Regions from separate parts of the Mus musculus genome. Here regions 1 and 3 are each linked to region 2. A link is a loop called in an ENCODE intact Hi-C map of the cell type or tissue named here. Cell type or tissue: heart. All regions are shown on one strand.

Region 1 (2,500 bases), 100 kb before region 2:
AGTAACATTTACATACCATCAAAGCACTGATTTTACTTGTAGCCCACCTTCCAGGCATAAGAACTATTTTCCATATCACAGTTACTTTTAGCTTGTTAGAACACCAGCAATCTACTAGAATTCAATAGACAACAGTTTTTTTTTTTTAAATGTACATTAATTTCCTACAAAGGGCTTTCTCCATTGTTGGTGGTGCAAGTCAGTCCTTACTTTCAGTAAGAAAGCCATCAGAGTCCGAGTCAATTTTCTTTATGATCGACTGCAATCGTCTTTGCTGCTCTTCGTGGCCAAGTTTAACATACTCATCGACGTCTTCCTTTTGGGAGGGAAACCACACACAGGAGAATCAAGCATTACAATCAGTGGGGCGTGATGGTGGAAGGAAACAGAGCTACCACATGCCTCATTTGCCCCAGTGGTTTCAGGATGACCCACACTTCTCTTCAATACGCCCCCACTACCACTCTAAGTAATCCTGTCCCTGGATCCAGGAATAGAAAGAATCTTGTTCTGGAACTGCAACAGTACCACCAGCTTTACAGGCCTCAGGGTCTCCTAGAGCGAAAGCTGAGCCCCGCCCGGACCCCATTGTCAGGCCGCTCTTGCTAAGGCCTCTCTCTCTGGTCGTCCCGCTTTGTCACAGGACAAAGCCCATGGCGATGCGGTACCCAGCCTGGTATCCTCACCTGGACACCCAGCAGCGCTTCGCGGTCGTAGTCCGCCCGGTGCTCGCCCTGCGGGTAGTGCAGTTCCTCCGCCTTGCTGGCGCCAGCCACCGCGGCGTACAGCAGCAGCGGCAGCAGCAGTCCTAGCGCCGCGGGCCTTGGGCCCAGCCGCATCGCGCCCGCTCGGCGAGGACGCAGAAAGCCGCGAGGAGGGAGGCAGGCGGAGCCGGGGCTTGGCAGCCTTGCTTCACGGGCAGCCACAGAGGGGCGGCGCTGCATGTGGGGGGCGGGGGTCGTCAGTGGCGGCGGTGGCCGGGGCTCCACACCCCAGCCTGAAGTCTGTCGACTACTGCGTTGCTGAGGCCCGCCAGGCCCTGCCTTATATGGCCGCGGGGGCGGAGGCGGGTCCAGAGCGCTATACCTGTTGCTGATTGGGTCGTGCTACCCTGGGGGCGGGACCTTGCTATTGCCTCCTACTAGAATCTGCAGGCGAGCCAGCTGCTGGGGCCACGGGACCCCTGCGGGCCCCTTCACCTTTGCCGCCGTACCCTTGAGAAGATAGCCCCAATTCCACAGCACTTTGCCTTTTCCTTTCAGTCTCATTCATGGCGGGAAGTTCTTTGGCCATTCTGTGAGTCTGTCCTGGCTTCCATCAGTGGGAGAGAGAGCCTGGAGATTTTGGTGCAAAACAGCACAGTATTATATCTCAAAGAAATCAGAACAGACCAGCAGTATCCATTTCCCAGGCTTCAGTGTGCCTTAGTTAATTTCTCCACAGCAGGAAATACAGTATCAGGAATTGCAGCCAAATGTTTGCATCTGATGTTCAATTCATATGACCTGGTTAAAGTATTGGGCCCTTAACCTCTTTGAGCTTTTATAAAATAGGCAACATTTTTTTCTTTTCTGTTTTTTTTTAAAGGAGACATTTAAATAGTTGTAAAACACGAATTAAATAATGTAATTTCATCCATGGGGGTGTGGGAAAGGATAGTTGTATAGAAAAATAGAAAAGGACTTTTTTTTTTTTTTTTTTGAGGGAGGATGTTGTCTTTCACATCTCATAACTATTGGATTGAGAGCAGGAATCCTGTTCCAAACTGAAAACTGTGTGGGTATGATTACAAAAATTTCTTGGGCCAGACTGGAATTTTTTTTATTAGATATTTTCTTCATTTACATTTCAAATGCTATCCCAAAAGTCCCCTATACCCTCCTCCCCCCGCCGCTACCCTACCCACTCACTCCCACTTCTTGGCCCTGACTTTCCCCTGTACTGGGGCATATAAAGTTTGCTAGACCAAGGGGCCTCTCTTCCCAATGATGGCCAACTAGGCCATCTTCTGCTACATATGCAGCTAGAGACACAAGCTCTGGGGGGTACTGGTTACTTCATATTGTTGTTCCACCTATAGAGTTGCAGACCCCTTCAGCTCCTTGGGTACTTTCTCTAGCTCCTACATTGGGGGCCCTGTGGTCCATCCTATAGATGACTGTGAGCATCCACTTCTGTATTTGCCAGGCACTGGCAAAGCCCCACAGGAGACAGCTATATCAGGGTCCTTTCAGCAAAATCCCTCTGGCATATGCAATAGTGTCTGCGTTTGGTGGCTGATTATGGGATGGATCCCCGGGTGGGGCAGTCTCTGGATGGTCCATCCTTTCATCTTAGCCCCAAACTTTGTCTCTGCAACTTCTTCCATGGATATTTTATTCCTTATTCTAGGGAGAAATGAAGTATCCACGAGTTGGTCTTCCTTCTTGATTTTCTTGTGTTTTGGAAGTTGTATCTTGGGTATTCTAGGTTTCTGGGATAACATCCACTTATCAGTGAG
Region 2 (2,500 bases):
CTCCACTTACTTTATTACCAATAGTGCTTATCATATAACTTACAATTTTTATTATTTGTGTTTCCTCCGAGCTCAAGAACAAACATTTCCTCCCTCCAGGATTTCTTTTGGGGGAGGACCTATTTTGTTCATTTATGACTCTAAGCAAGCTAGTAGAGCTAATGTGGCAGGTCCTTCATAACTGTTTGTCAAACAACTGAACGAATGGGTTTTCTAAGAAACCAAGAGGCGGAAGGACCTAGAAGGAGCCTCTAATACAGCGTGCACCTGCTTCCATAACTCTTACCCTCTTAAGGGTGAGGCAGATGTCAGTGACCCGTTAGCTTCCCACCTGTTGTAAGAAGTGTGAGCCAAGTTAGAATCTCAGAGTCATCTGGACGAAAAGCTGCAGAAAATACTCCTTGATATTGTACTGTGACGGGCATAGATTGTTTTCCATTTAGTTCACAACTGTGGTTTAAATACCTACACATAATCATCTTGCACTTATTGTTGTCTTTGAAATAGCTTAAGCCTACCTTTTAGGTTTTTGTAGTTGGATCCTTCCAAGCCTGGCACCGACATTTGAAACAAGCCTTTAAGTGGAGACTAAGCTCCGCTTGGCTAAGTCCCAGGTGCTTTAGTGAAAGATTGTCACACACATTTCTTGAGGTCTTTAATCGGTGGGCTGTGGTGGTAAGACACGCCGGAAGAAAGCTGAATCCGAGAAAGGGGCCAGTGTGGACAAAGCTGAGGTAGACCGTCAGTCCAAGAAAGAGAACAGCACTGAAGAAAAAGACGTTCGTCGGTACAGAGGAAACTCTTACCTTTCTACTTGAGCGCGCAAGAAGTGAGCCTAGCTGCGCCTGCGCGAATGGCCCAGGACGGCCTAGGGGGAGTGGCTGGGCTTCGGCTGGCGTCACGTGGTGCGCCGTCCATCCGCCCCGCCCGGTCCTCCGCGGCCGCCCCGCCCCACCCCGCCCCTTTCCCGCCGGGACGCTGGGAGCCGCCCCAAAGTAAGCTAAGCCTCCCGGGTAAGTGTCCGCGAGGGGCGCGCGTCGCCTCGACCCGGACGGGCCCAGGAGGGGCGCGGGCAACCTGTGTTGTGGGGCTGAGGGGACAAGATGGCGGCGGAAACCCTTCCACCTCCTCCCTCACCTGGGCGTGTGACCGGGGGAGGGGAGCCGCGAGGTGGACTGAGGAGGCCGGGCCAGGGTGGGGAGGGTCGAGCTGGCCCCGGGGCAGTGAGGGTCGTGGGACTGGGACAGACCTCAGGCCGGGCCGGGGTTAGGGTCGGGGCAGAAGACTGTCTCTAGGGGGTAGCCGAGCCTACTGGAATGTCCCTACTGCACGAGTGAGGGGTCCTCAGAAGCTGCTGCTTGCCTGCATTTGGCAGTTAATCACTTTCAGCATCTTTCCCTCCAGGGCTTTACCACACTTTCCATGAACCTAGATTCAGGCATTAGCTATCTCAGGGAAGCATGGAGGTAAAAAAAAAAAAAAAAAAAAAAAAAATTTTTTTTCTTCCCATTTTACAAATGTTTACTTGAGGCCTCAGGTGCAAACCGAAGGCCTCTCTCACCTGAGAGCCTCCTACCTCAGCGTCCTTGCCTCTGTACTTTATTAGCACTCCCCTCTGCTCAGATTTGCAGTCCTGCACACAGAAGCAGGTTAGAGTCAGTAACTGACTCCAGAGAGTTTGGGGCTTGTTAGAAAGCAGCCAGAAAATTGCTCCCCAAGCAGCACCTGCTGCTGTCCCAAAGGCTCCCTCTAAGGAGGTCTCACTACCCCATGGGCTGCCTCCTGCTGCTGGTGGACTGTATTTCTCACGTGTGTCGCGTTATTGTCTGTGGAATAGCAATTTGCTACAATCATCTTCCTGAACAGAAAATAATTCCCGGCTGCAATTTACAGATTTATTTCATCCACATCACATGGGAGAAGAGTGAGATAGATGCTGTGGACGTTTATAAATGGGAAACTTGAGGCTCAAAGAGATGATTGCTTAGCCTGATCACTTGCTGGTAATGTGGCAGATTTCTGATTTAAGATAGAAAAATAAGCACAGCACTAACCCACCCTGTCCTATGTAGGTGCTTTGAATTGGTAAATTTTTTTTCCTGTTAAGCATGACTTTCTGCAAGATGCTTGCAGATTGATTTACAACAAATACACCAAAATGACTTGAGAATGTCCATTGACATCCAAATATCTTTAGTACAAGAGCCATTTTAAAATGTCATGTGGGAAATTATGTTGGTGGGAAAAAGTGTGATGTGGCTTTTTTCCTTTGGTTTCCATCATTTGGATACGATCCATGTCATAAAACTAGCAGAAATAATGTTTCTACAAGGAACTGCTTCTCGTTCGTCATAACCCTTAAGCAAATGCCCCATCCTTCCTCTTTCTTCATTCCCTTGAGCTGCATTTGTAAAATTCTCTCCTGTTAGTCTGTTTAGGCTGCTATAACAAAATTATCTTAAACTAGAAAATGTATAAAAATAGTGATTGGTTTCTCACA
Region 3 (2,500 bases), 400 kb after region 2:
GTGTCCCCCCCAGCCCAAGGGGGCCGAACCCCGGGTCCCGCCGGCTCACCTGACGTAGTCCCGCTTGCAGTAGGTTTTCCCGTCTCTCACGAAGCACGTGCACGTCTCGTCCAGGTACTGGCTGCACTCCGCGCACTTGAGGCAGGCGGCGTGCCACTCGAGGTCGGGCGACACGCGAAGGATAAACTGGTCGTGGATCTGACTCCCGCAGCCCACGCACATGGCCGTCCCGGGCTTCTCTAGCAGGGAAGGGCGCAGGGCCCGCGTCAGGCCCGGTACAGGACCCGGCCGGCCTTGGCCGCTGCAGCAGCCCCAACCCAACCCGCCCTCCCTTGCTTGATCTCCCGCTCTAAAAGTGAGACCACTTTCGAATGATCCAGAAAGTAGGAAACGAAAACAACACAATCTCCTGATATTTCCATTATCACCGTCTTTGAACGCGGACGTAGTATCGGTTCAGCTAGAGACAGAGCTAACGGGAGGCAGACGACAGCACGGTGACACTGGGGAGCTACGGACGCCTCCGTGTCCACACTGTCAGCCAAGCCCGGATTTCCGCCCGCTCCCGCTCACAGCGACTCCCTATTTCAACGCAGACACCGCAGCATTCAGCCCTGTCCCCTCTTAGCTTCTTCGACAGTTCTTAGTTTAAACACCTCAGATCAAGCTACTGAAACCTCTCTACCTTCCTAAGGCAGAGAAGAAACCCATTTCTCTAAATCAAACCTAATTGTCCTAGCAGAAAAGAAAAAGAATTTCACAGCCTGAGGTCATTCCAGCCAACTTGGGAAATAATGTCTAATTGCAAAATAAAATAGTAGGATTCCAACGAATAAACAGTGTTATGGGCGAAATGCACTGCTTGTTTGTTTGTTTTTTTTTATTCTCCCAAGTATTTTGTCAAATAAAAGCCACTTGTAGAATCCGCTAAACATTCTTCTGCATTGGAAATGTTGCATATCAAGCACACATACACACCCACACACAGAGAAAGACTTACTCTTGGAATGATCCCCCATAGCACCCAGAAAAGGATAATGAAAAATAATATCCACCATGCAGAGAGAGATGTGAGCAAAGCTTGCGGCCGGGGACAGAAGGACCAGGGTCGAGCGCCCAGCCTCTGCTCTTTGCTAACTAACTCCTGCCCCGCGGAGTTGAAGGAGCGATTCCGCACCGGCCCGCACGCAGCATGACGTCAGCACGCACTCGCCCGGGGCCCGAGCTGGAGGCGGGACCTGTAGCGTCACCCAGCTCTCCCACCGCCCTGGGGCTTGCTCGGGAGATGATGGGGACCCGGAGGGTGGGCTGGGGTAGACACGGAGGCGCAGGGAGATTGGCTGGGAGGAAGTGGGAAAGCTCTGATTGGTTCGGAGTGAACAATGGAGCGCAGCCCCCTCCCCCGAAACCTTCCTAGATCCTCTCTGCAGCCCCGGGTCCCGCAATCCCTTGGAAGCCGCATCTCCACCCCGCGGGCTCTGCCGCAGCGCCGCGCTTTCTTCGGACTTGTAGGGCGTTTGCCTAGCAAGGCAATAGTCTTCTGGGAATAGATGAGAGTCGTCTCCCCCTTAAAAGTGTTTTTCTTTTATAATTTTTAAATTAAAAATTCCTCCTGGGGACGACAGACCTTGAGGGAGAAAAGAGGATTCGCTGTTTCGGGACCATCACTGGTCCAGCCGGCCACCTTTCTCCCTGGTGGGCCTGAGCCTTTGTTCGGCGGGGTCCAAGTTAGGGAGAACGGGTAGGAAATGAGCACCTGGGTTTGGATAAACTCTATGCGGACTTTCCCACCCGCGCCGCCTGTAGAAAACTCGATGTTGCAGGTGGGTAAGCCAAAAGGAATCCAGAGACTTAGAGCCACAGTCCTCCCACCCACCCTGGCCTAGGCACTTTTCCTCCCTCCTACTTTTTGCTCTTTTGGTTAAATTGATGCTGACTCCCACCCTCTCCTTTCTCCTCTCAGCTGCATAGAGCCTAAAAACAGTGCTGTGATGTGTCACTCATACAGTAAAAGATTTTTACGAACTCTCTGATTTTGGGTTACACAAACCAATTACAACACAACTAATCAGAAACAAATGTGGGACACGGGGTAATTTACCGTCTTCCCGGTGGCTTTTTAATCCTAGAAAAATCTGCGATTTCTAAGACTCGGGATTTTTTTAAACAAAAATCGTTGTGAATTTTGTTTCAAAGGGTTGAAAGACAAATCGATGAGGTACAAACAGTGTTTATCCAACGGTGGTCTGTTGGTCCCTCACTCCCATTCTGAAAGGACACCAAAAACTTGATACCTCTCTAAGTGGGGCGCGGGTGGGCTTCTGGGATAAAGTATCTCGACCAAAAGCTATGTCCGGACTTGGATCCCGCAGGCCTCGCTGCCCGAGATCTATCTAATTCAGGCGCGGCGGTCCAACTGCTAAGAGCCGAAGCTGCTGGGCTGGGAAATGGTTGCAGTCAAGAGCGTCGGCACAGGTTCTGCAGAAAGTCGGGGTTAGAA

The links. Hi-C counts contacts between places; a loop is a spot of excess contacts. Peaks named below come from ENCODE experiments on the same cell type or tissue, not always from the same donor. Only the 100,000 strongest peaks of a DNase experiment are listed, where the experiment ranks them.
Region 1: a loop joins it to region 2, with 3 times the contacts of the local background. A loop is called at or near these places in 8 of 42 quality-filtered maps.
Region 3: it touches region 2 in a loop (3-fold over the local background); 3 of 42 quality-filtered maps call a loop at or near these places.

The regions. Positions count from the first base shown.
Region 1 is chr9:56,040,391-56,042,890 of GRCm38, reverse strand. It overlaps Rcn2 (reticulocalbin 2), which reads right to left and starts at 1,046. Exons shown (of 7, transcript NM_011992.2): 1 at 687-1,046; 2 at 211-316. The coding sequence starts at 839. In heart, a CTCF peak has its summit at 1,087; a DNase peak (open chromatin) is centred at 1,050; H3K4me3 peaks cover 1,499 bases; H3K27ac peaks cover 1,530 bases.
Region 2 is chr9:55,936,583-55,939,082 of GRCm38, reverse strand. Scaper (S phase cyclin A-associated protein in the ER) reads left to right here and starts at 964. Exons shown (of 33, transcript NM_001357652.1): 1 at 964-1,013. In heart, CTCF peaks have their summits at 829 and 1,044; a DNase peak (open chromatin) is centred at 992; H3K4me3 peaks cover 1,827 bases; H3K27ac peaks cover 1,775 bases.
Region 3 is chr9:55,539,839-55,542,338 of GRCm38, reverse strand. Isl2 (insulin related protein 2 (islet 2)) reads right to left here and starts at 1,190. Exons shown (of 6, transcript NM_027397.3): 1 at 1,001-1,190; 2 at 50-239. The coding sequence starts at 1,058. In heart, no CTCF peak of the experiment used is centred here; a DNase peak (open chromatin) is centred at 1,238; H3K4me3 peaks cover 2,500 bases; H3K27ac peaks cover 898 bases; H3K27me3 peaks cover 1,026 bases.